Linked DNA regions of Homo sapiens: region 2 is linked to region 1. Evidence: read pairs that join two places in POLR2A ChIA-PET (ENCODE). Cell type or tissue: MCF 10A. All regions are shown on one strand. Each heading gives the region's core, and the rest is flanking DNA. Links, peaks and the distances in the headings are about the cores only.

Region 1 (5,521 bases), core at 555-4,554:
TCTGTCTCTGCCTACCCACTCTCTCTCTCTCTCTCTCTCTCTCTCTCTCTCTCTCTCTGTCTGTATTCTCATCTGTAAAACAAAGATAATAATAGCATACCTCTCACAGAATTGCTGTGAGAGTTAAGAGAGGAGAGAGAGAGAGAGAGAGAGAGAGATAGATGTGATTGGCACAGAGCAAACACCTTGTATTAGCTCTTATTGTGTTATATTAATTATTATTAAGATTGCTTTTTAATTCTGTATAGTATGTAAGATGTGGCTTATCTTTATAGATGCCTTTATTAGCTCTTTTCTGCAGTGGCTTAAAAATATAACACCTACAATTCACCAATTTACCTAATGTAATTAAAAGCACAAGAACCAGGGGTCATGAAAAACAGCAGTGCTTATCCATTGGTAATATTTACAAATAACAGGCCCTTTGCATCAAGGTCTATAGAAAATATAGACTATAAAAAACCTGATATTGAGAATGAGTTGACTTCTTGAGATTAGGACTTTCTCTCCTTCATCTCTGTTTTCCCTGCAGTGCCTTTCACAAAGAAAGGTCCTCCATGATTTCAACAAAATCCAGTTGGATCAAGGAATTATCAAGGCCTGAGAATTGTAGATACCATCAGATTCTAATTACCCACAATGATAGAAAAGGGGCATAAAAATGACATGACACCCACAAGAACTCAGACCTCATTTAAACAAAACACACTTGTATAAAAACTAATAAATTAACTAATATGACTTCACTTGGTTTCCGTTTATCAACACCTTCTAGTAGAGGGGATAAAAACTGGGAAGATGAATAAGCTATAAATTGGCTATCAGCACAAAATGAACTGATTTCCTAGCTCTCAAATGTCATCTTTAAAGCAATATTTTATTTTGGCTTATTCTAGGGATAGCACTTCTCTGGCTAGCATTTGCTGGAATTTGATAATTGATGCTTCTGGTTTTGTTTGTACATGAACTTAGAGAGGAATACGTTGTAGAATCAAAGCTTGTGGCAGGGCCAGTCCTAGATAGGCTGGGATGTGGAAGATGCCACTATAGGAATGTTCTATGTCTTTGGTGTCTTAATCAGCTGGCATAAGAATTAAGTTCCTTGAGGTCAGAAAACGTCTATGCAACTGTATCTTCTTTCCCTAGCACAGTACCTAGAAGTGAAATTCTTATGTGTAGACCTAGTCCTTTCAGAATTAGCAAAGAAAATTGTTGTCTCAGTGGATAGAGGGAGCCTCCCAGAGGATGGAGCAAGAAAGCTCTCTTCTTCCCATTATTATCTTACATTAATCTTACAAAAACTAGCTGCCACTAAATACCATCTCTCCCTGCAGGAGCATGTGTGTTTGGGCCCTTAGGAAGCGCAGTGAGAGACAGCGACTTGTCACATGTTCTAGTTTAAATTTCTGGTGAGCAAATACTTGCTCTCCAATACCCAACCCCTAAGGAAAAGAGTTTAGACCTCAGAGCATGGTTTTGTTGTTCTTGCTTTGCTGCTGCTCTTGTTTTTCCTTCAGATTTGTATGCCGTGTTAATTGGATCTTCTTTGTAGATTTCCAGGACAACTCTACATAAGGCACATCTTGGTTGCCCAAGTTAGGAAAACACAACTAAGCTCATGAACCAAGTTCCCTATACATTCCTGCTATATGCAAGGAACTCAACAGGAGCTTTGTTGATGAGGAAAAAATGAGTGGCTTCTAGCATGGACTTGGAGTAAAGATTGCAGCAGGCACATGGCAGGCAGTATTGCACTTTATGTTCAGTGGCTAGTTCCTCTAAAAGTCCTTCCTTTCCCACCACGTATCTGGGAAGATTTTTCTTCCGAGCTACAATCATTTGACAGAACTGCAATCTGTAAAGAGTTTCATCGTGTTCTGCTATTTCTCTATTTTTCCCTTTTGTTTTGCTTTTTTTCATTCGAGCTATGACTATGTTTGATGACTCCAGCATGAGCTCTTGCAGAGCCTTGAAAACTGTTTTTCAACTTTTCCCTTTAGGCTGTGTCAAACTAACTTCCTCCTTTTTATTAAAACAAAAACTAACAAATCTGAAAAAAAAAAAATCTCCTGCAAGCTTCTAGTAATGGGTACTCCTTAGCATGATTCACCATACCAGGATGTTGAAATTTAATTACGTTATTCCCACCATTGTTTTGTTATCCAAACCACTAACTTTCTGAATGTCCAGCTTTGTTTTCTTAGATAAACCATTGCAAGTAAGAATTGATCAACATTAAGAAACTTCTTTTCAAATCATGCAAAGTTATACGACTTAACTGATTGCTCTGGTTGAGGAAGTAGAACAGAATTGTTGTCTTAGACTTATTCTTTTTTTGTATATGACATTTACCGTTAATATTTTGGCCCAGCTATTTTTGTGTTGGGGTCTTATCATCCTCTAGGCTTATTTCCAGACTTTTCAAAATCATGTCGCACTTCTCATTCCTGGCATGTATTTGGTTTCTACTTTAGGATTTAAGCTTTATATAATAAAATATTTTCACCATTGTGGCTATTTAGTAGTTAGAAATAAACAACTACCTACTTTCTTTTTTTATTATTATTATTTAAGTTCTAGGGTACATGTGCCCCACATGCAGGTTTGTTACATAGGTATACATGTGCCATGTTGGCTGGCTGTACCCATCAACTCATCATTTACATTAGGTATTTCTCCTAATGCTATCCCTCCCCCAGCCCCCCACCCCCTGACAGGCCCCAGTGTGTGATGTTCCCCACCTTGTGTCCATGTGTTCTCATTGTTCAGTTCCCACCTATGAGTGAGAACATGTGGTGTTTGGTTTTCTGTCCTTGTGATAGTTTGCTGAGAATGATGGTTTCCAGCTTCATCCATATCCCTGCCAAGGACATGAACTCATCCTTTTTTATGGCTGCATAGTATTCCATGGTGTATATGTGCCACATTTTCTTAATCCAGTCCATCATTGATGGACATTTGGGTTTGTTCCAACTCTTTGCTATTGTGAATAGTGCCGCAATAAACATACATGTGCATGTGTCTTTATAGTAGCATGATTTATAATCCTTTGGGTATATACCCAGTAATGGGATCACTCAGTCAAATGCTATTTCTAGTTGTAGATCCTTGAGGAATTGCTACACTGTCTTCCACAATGTTTGAACTAATTTACACTCCCACCAACAGTGTAAAAGCATTCCTATTTCTCCACATCCTCCCCAGAATCTGTTGTTTCCTGTCTTTTTAATGATCGCCATTCTAACTGGCATGGATGGTATCTCATTGTGGTTTTGATTTGCATTTCTCTGATGAGCAGTGATGATGAGCATTTTTTCATGTGTCTGTTGGCTGCATAAATGTCTTCTTTTGAGAAGTGTCTGTTCATATCCTTTGCCCACTTTTTGATGGGGTTGTTTTTTTCTTGTAAATTTGTTTGAGTTCATTGTAGATTCTGGATATTAGCCCTTTGTCAGATGGGTAGATTGCAAAAATTTTCTCCCATTCTGTAGGTTGCTTGTTCACTCTGATGGCAGTTTCTTTTGCTGTGCAGAAGCTCTTTAGTTTAATTAGATCTCATTTGTCTATTTTGGCTTTTGTTGCCATTGCTTTTGGTGTTTTAGTCAGGAAGTCTTTGCCCATGCCTATGTCCTGAATGGTATTGCCTAGGTTTTCTTCTAGGGCTTTTATGGTTTTATGTCTTACATTTAATTCTTTAATCCATCTTGAGTTAATTTTTGTATAAGGTGTAAGGAAGGGATCCAGTTTCAGCTTTTACATATGGCTAGCCAGTTTTCCCAGCATCATTTATTAAATAGGGAATTCATTCCCCATTTCTTGTTTTTGTCAGGTTTGTTAAAGATCAGATGGTTGTAGATGTGTGGTGTTATTTCTGAGGCCTCTGTTCTGTTCCATTGGTCTATATATCTGTTTTGTTATTAGTACCCTGCTGTTTTGGTTACTGTAGCCTTGTAGTATAGTTTGAAGTCAGGTAGCGTGATGCCTCCAGCTTTGTTCTTTTTGCTTAGGATTGTCTTGGCTATGTGGGCTCTCTTTTGGTTTCATATGAATTTTAGAGTAGTTTTTTCCAATATTGTGAAGAAAGTCAATGGTAGCTTGATGGGGATGGCACTGAATCTATAAATTACCTTGGGCAGTATGGCCATTTTCACGATATTGATTCTTCCTATCCATGAGCATGGAGTGTTCTTCCATTTGTTCATGTCCTCTTTTATTTTGTTGAGCAGTGGTTTGTAGTTCTCCTTGAAGAGGTCCTTCACATCCCTTGTAAGTTGGATTCCTAGATATTGTATTCTCTTTGAAGCAATTGTGAATGGGAGTTCACTCATGATTTGGCTCTCTGTTTGTCTGTTATTGATGTATAGGAATGCTTGTGATTTTTGCACATTGATTTTGTATCCTGAAACTTGGCTGAAGTTGCTTATCAGCTTAAGGAGATTTGGGGCTAAGACGATGGAGTTTTCTGAATATACAATCATGTCATCTGCAAACAGGGACAATTTGACTTCCTCTTTTCCTAATTGAATACCCTTTATTTCTTTCTCTTGCCTGATTGCCCTGGCCAGAACTTCCAACACTATGTTGAATAGGAGTGGTGAGAGAGGGCATCCTTGTCTTGTGCCAGTTTTCAAAGGGAATGCTTCCAGGTTTGCCCATTCTGTATGATATTGGCTGTGGGTTTGTCATAAGTAGCTCTTATTATTTTGAGATGTGTTCCATCAATACGTAGTTTATTGAGAGTTTTTAGCATGAAGGGCTGTTGAATTTTGTCGAAGGCCTTTTTTGCATCTATTGGGATAATCATGTGGTTTTTGTCGTTGGTTCTGTTTATGTGATGGATTACGTTTATTGATTTGCATGTGAACAACTACCTACTTTCAGTCAAATTATCTCATTCTTGTTGTCAAGTTGAATGGACACTAGACAATGTAAGAAGTAAATTTCTAGGCTATACAGATTTTCCTGGGTGAGGTTGAAAAGAATATTGACCTCATCAGGTGACCTTGTCAAGATGTTTAATTTCTCTCTTCTATACTTATTATAATTTAATACATTATGGATGTTTGTTTATTTAAGTTTACTCCATTCATGAGTTATTTGGAGGATGAACTAATGTTGGTAGTGATCTCACATATTCTCAGATAGGAGATTCCAGATAAGTGCCAAGTGGTAAGAACAAAATAGAGTTCAACTGTTAAATATTAAGAAAGTGTTACTCAGTGGTTTCAGTTTGTTCAGAAATAGTGCAGGCCACCTCAGATCACCAGAATTACTTAGATGCTTTTGTTATGCTAGCATGACCTAAAAATCTGCTTGGGAACTAAATATTTGGCGCTCTCTTTTGTTTTTGCTGACCAGTGCATGACATCATGATTTCTGCCAGCGTGCCCTGCTTTCTGGTAATTCAGCTCTTACCCCCATTGCTCCTCTCCTTTTCACATCCTGGCTAACCTCTGATCAGCCTTCAGAACCTGCATTTTGGGTGGGGTGTCCCTGTTTTGGGTGCTCCCTTTCTACCTCG
Region 2 (5,521 bases), core at 991-4,990, 55 kb before region 1:
GATAAACATTTTTGAGTTGGGGGAAGAGTAGGGTTAAGGCTCGGGTAAATTCTACCAGCTTTATTCTGATGTCTCCTTCTACATCTATAAAGAATATGGTATAATGAGAAGCATGTGGTCTTGTGAAGTAATAAACCAGGGTTTGAATCCCACATCACCCACTAAGAAGGCATGACTTCATGTATGTTATTTGAACCTCTGAGTTTCAACTCCTTTGTTGGTAATTATTTTTTGTTTTTATTCTGAAGGACATAAACCTATTTCCTAGAGTGATTATAAAGACGATGTGGGGTCAGGTGCGGTGTTTCACTCCTATGTAATCCCAGCACCTTGGGAGGCTGAGTCAGGAGGATCACTTAAGCCCAGGAGTTCAAGACGCCCCTGGGCAACATAGTGACACCTGCAAAAAAAAAAATTTTTTTTTTTTTGAGACAGAGTTCTGCTCTTGTTGCCCAGCCTGGAGTGCAATGGTGCAATCTTGGTTAACCACAACCTCTGCCTCCTGGGTTCAAGCGATTCTCCTGCCTCAGCCTCCTGAGTAGCTGGGATTACAGGCATGCACCACCACGCCTGGCTAATTTTGTACTTTTAGTAAAGATGAGGTTTCTCCATGTTGGTTAGAGTGGTCTTGAACTCCCAACCTCAAGTGATCCACCTGCCTCGGCCTCCCAAAGTGCTGGGATTACAGGTGTGAGCCACCAAGCCTGGCCAAAAAACTTTTTTTAAATAGCCAGATGTGGTGTCGTATGCCGGTGGTCCCAGCTACTAGGGAGGCTGAGGTGAAAGGATCACTTGAGCCCAGGAGGTGGAGGCTGCAGTGAGCCATGATTGTACCACTGCACTCCAGCCTGGGTGACAGAGCATGACCCTGTCTTAAAAATAAATAAATAAAATAAATAAAAAATAAAGATGACATAAAATTATGTATGTAAAGCATCTGGCACACCCTGAACTAACATATATTCATTAGCTTCCTCTCCCACACCCTATCCTTCTATGCCATTCATTGCATTCCCTAAAACTACCTAATATAAGGTCACCATTAACATTCTTGTGGCCAGGTCCAGCAGCCTCTTCCTGACTCCTCTTCTCTGCATTAGTGTTGATAAGGCCACCTGTCTAAGAATGTTTCATCTTTGTCTTTCATGCTCTTACATTTTAGAGTCACAGAATACGGCCAAGTACATATTACTCCCTGCTTTGCATTATTTTCTGTATCATATGTACCCCTGTATTCTCAAGCTAACTATCCCAGCTACAGGGAAAATCAAGTCCAGGACAAACCATTGTCCAAACATACATCAAGCATCAATTAAGTGCTAGTAAAAAGGGACACAAGGTCAAAGAGGACATGGTTCTTGCCATGAGGTAAGGAAGGCGGACAACCGCCCAACTGTATGACCAGAACTGGGATTGAAATGGATACAGTCACCATAGAAGCAGAGAGGAGTGAGGGGAAGAGGGAGCGATATCTGGATCATTCTGGACATCATGGGAGACTTCCTTTTCGAGGTGATTGTTAACTGAATCCTGAAGGATGAGTAGGAATTAGGTAAGTAATGAAGTAGTTGGAGGAGCCGGGTAGTCTGGTGGGTTCCAGGCTGAAGCACAAAGAGCTGGTGGCTATGGAGGATTCATGAGCAATGGGACTGAGGAACTAGATGAGCGTTGTTTCATAAGGCCTTGTGGGTTGACAAGAAGAGTCTGAACTTTATCTGAAAATTCTAGAAAACTTTGAGGAAACCCCTGTTGGTTTGACATGATCAGCTGTGTGCTTTATCCATGTGAGTCTAATATGGGGCAGAGACTGGAGGATGGTGAGGCTGAAGATGTCCACTGCCTAGATGATTAGGCAGTTTTTGTGGAACTCAAGGAAAAAGGGATGAGAACTTGATGTAAGGCAGTAACAGAAGCAGTTGGGAACAGATACTAAAGATATTAAGCTGACTGGTCAGACATGGGAGATGAAAGAGATAGAGAAACTAGAGATGACTCCCAAGTTTCTGTTTTGGATAACTACTTAGACAATAACTAAGGTTTGTAATGTAGGAGAAAAGGCAAGTTTTGGAATAAGAGACTGTGAATATGGTATTGGACTGCTAGGTCTGTTTACAATGGCAAGTGTATGAAGACCAGCCCCTCCCTGTGGCCATAAAGATGGACCTATGCACTTTAACAGGAAATTGGCTGGGGGTCAGGTCTGACATCGAGGAAAATTGAGCATAATGAGATCACCCCTGAAATTCCTTAATTCAGAGGTGAGTGGCAGCAGTACCTGCAGGCAGTGCGAAAATTCATTAAAGAATTGTTTTGGATCTGCTCCAGTGAACAGAAACAAGTGACTGGGTGACATAGCAAAGCAACAATAATTTTAGCTTCATAAAAATGTTAGGTGTCAGACCGAATATAAGCAGATTTTTAACATCTTAAGTCAGCACTCATATAGTAAGAGCACTAAGCAACTCTGCTTTTCCCTACGGTGATTCCAGTCCCCTCTGGACTCATCTCTTTCCCATGAATTCCTAGGTGACTCACTCGCTCTTCTTGATGGTCATTGGTGGTTTCCTGCCACCATCGTCTTTGTCTCTACCTCCGACTCCTTACTTGTTTCTTCTGCCCCACTCCCAGAGATCTCCTTTCTCTTCCTCTCACACAGCTGCCACAATAGCACCCTGACTGTAAAATGCACAGCTTCCAGGTGTGCTGGTAAACATTTAAAAGGTGGTGGGTAGGATAGGCATGGGGAGCTGATTTGTAGCATTTGTCATTTTCTGTGGTGTAAATACTCCCAACTTGGCTGATTCTAAACTACCAAAACTACCAATGTGTTGTCATTCACTTCCCCAAATTGCAACGGGAAAGCTCTCTTGAGCTTTTGCAAGCAAGTTCCAGCACACCACAGCTTCTGAGACTGAGATGAGTCACATTTAATGTGGTGGTGTTCCTTCCCTTTCCCCAGAGGGACACCCTGGAATGATAGCGAGAGTCTGGCTTCCAGTGAAGAACACTTGACAAGGGAGAAAATCTGGACATTTCTGCCTTTGAGTTTTGCTTAGGCCAATCTTGCAATTCTCCCTCAATCCACGTGGTCACCATCTTCCCACCTAAAGAGCACTCACCTCCTTTGAGAAGCCTGTGCTTGTCCTGACCCCTCTGAGCACACTTTAAAGTTTATGAATTCATTCCTTCCTTTGCCATTTCCAGAAGGTCTTTGTATTTTGCACAAGGACTCTAGTTCTTTGTGCTGGCATCAATTAGAGACTGTTTGTTTTCTGTTTTCCCGGGTTAATGGTAAATGTTTTAAGGGTAAAGATCTTATCTTTACATAGCATTGATTTTTGAACATTTGATTACTTGCTTATTTATTAAGCCTTTGCTCATTTGCCTTACCATAATCTTTTCTATACCTTCATGTTTGAATTGTTTTTATGGCTTAAGTATATACATATAATATGTATACATAATTATATAAAATATGTATATTCTCTTTTATACACTATGAAAACAATTCTTGGAAGCACATAAAATGTCTTTGCACAATAAAGAAATATTTTAATATTGATAATTCATAAATTATATTGCTAGGAAATTAAGTGAAAATTTGTTGGAGTGAGTCTCCAATGAACCAGTAAGTCTACAATAAACCAGTTGGAAACTTACTCCATTACTGACTACCTTGCTATGTGAGACAAGTTATTCAGGCCTCAGTCCTCCAAGTATAAAACAAAGGTACTAAGAAAATGTTCAGGGTGTTGGAAACGCTCTGTCAGCCAAAAAAATGTAAAGCTCCTGAAATCTAATATAAAAGTACTCTATGAATATGATGTATTTGTCAGGCATAAGAATTTTCTAGAAAATAAAACATTTCATGACAGGGATCATTTTTTAAAGCTCAAGAATTCTTGGAACATCTACAGAATTAGGATTTGACAACCAGTTTTTCAAGAACTTGGTCCAATTTTTTCATACATCTGAAAGTCAGTCAACTGTAAGAACTCAAAATAGCAAGGAGTAAAGTGAGATACTGTAAATACAGATTAGTATCATTTATCCAAGCCATTGTGGGATTTTCTTTAGGTGAAAAAGCAAAACCTATGATAGAATGGCAGAGAACAAAAAAGGAAAGAGAAAAAAACCCTAAATCCTTGTTCTGTTAGTAAACAAACATAGGTTTGAAAGTCCTAAAACAAGGAAGACTTTCAAACCTATGTTTGTTTATTAACAGAACAAGTGTTGAGAAACTTGAGTGATGTGAAGGAAACTGGTTTCATACAAAAGTGTTTCTTTGTGAAAGAGTTTTCTGCAGTAGGCAGAGGTGAGAGAAAGAAGAGGAGAGGAAGCTTCTCCTTTGGTGTTTCAGACCTAGGCCAATGATAAAAGTAGGAAAAGTCATCTTAGACAAAGATTCTCTCTCCTTTTTTTTTTTGGTTTTTGTTTGTTTGTGTTCTGTTTGTATATCTGTTTTTGATGTTAATATGAGCAATGTGTTTGACCAACAAGGCTAAGACCAATGATAGAACTAGGAAAAGTCATCTTAGGCAAAGATTCTCTCTCCTTTTTTTTTTTTTTTTTTTTTGGTTTTTGTTTGTTTGTGTTCTGTTTGTATATCTTTTTTTTCTGACTTTTTTTCTCTTTTTATTATTATTATTATTGTACTTTAAGTTTTAGGGTACATGTGCACAATGTGCAGGTTAGTTACATTTGTATACATGTGCCATGTTGGTGTGCTGCACCCATTAACTCATCATTTAACATTAGGTATATCTCCTAATGCTATCCCCCCCCTCTCCCCCCACCCCACAACAGTCCCCAGAGTTTTTGATGTTAATATGAGCAATGTGTTTGACCAACAAGGCTAAGACCAATGATATAACTAGGAAAAGTCATCTCAGACAAAGATCGTCTCTCCTTTTTTTTTGGTTTTTGTTTGTTTGTGTTCTGTTTGTATATCTGTTTTTGATGTTAATATGAGCAATGTGTTTGACCAACAAGGCTAAGACCAATGATAGATCTAGGAAAAGTCATCTCAGACAAAGATCGTCTCTCCTTTTTTTTTGGTTTTTGTTTGTTTGTGTTCTGTTTGTATATCTGTTTTTGATGTTAATATGAGCAATGTGTTTGACCAACAAGGCTAGGACCAATGATATAACTAAGAAAAGTCATCTTAGATAAAGATTCTCTCTCCTTTTTTGTTGTTTTTGGTTTGTTTGTTTTGGGTTTGTGTATCTGTTTTCGATGTAAATGTGAGCAATGTGTTTTGCCAACAAGTCTAGGAAGGGAGAGATTGGAGAATAGGGGGATAGCGAGTGTTTTAACTTCCCTTGAGGGAGATGATTTCACCCAAGGACTGTATCTTAGTTTGTGCCACACAGGATGCTGTCCTGGGAATTTCCCAGGGGCCCAGAGCAGTATCAGCTGCAGCCCTGTGCCATGTCCCCCAGTCACCTGGTACTGTCTCCTCTCTGCCACCTCCACCACGCTGGCCATGCTTTCAATCAGGCTAGAGCACTGCACTTGTGTG

Evidence for each region. Peaks named below come from ENCODE experiments on the same cell type or tissue, not always from the same donor. Only the 100,000 strongest peaks of a DNase experiment are listed, where the experiment ranks them.
Region 2: POLR2A ChIA-PET joins it to region 1 with 5 read pairs; 1 of 35 experiments calls an interaction of 5 or more read pairs at or near these places.

The regions. Positions count from the first base shown.
Region 1 is chr13:95,563,078-95,568,598 of GRCh38, forward strand. All of the region lies in intron 3 of CLDN10 (claudin 10), which reads left to right. Among named protein-coding and RNA genes, the nearest start is that of CLDN10, 13 kb to the left of the region's middle. In MCF 10A, for the core only: a CTCF peak has its summit at 1,231; a DNase peak (open chromatin) is centred at 2,134.
Region 2 is chr13:95,507,213-95,512,733 of GRCh38, forward strand. All of the region lies in intron 2 of CLDN10-AS1 (CLDN10 antisense RNA 1), which reads right to left. It also overlaps a transcript of CLDN10 not described here. Among named protein-coding and RNA genes, the nearest start is that of CLDN10-AS1, 24 kb to the right of the region's middle. In MCF 10A, for the core only: no CTCF peak of the experiment used is centred there; DNase peaks (open chromatin) are centred at 2,529 and 2,899.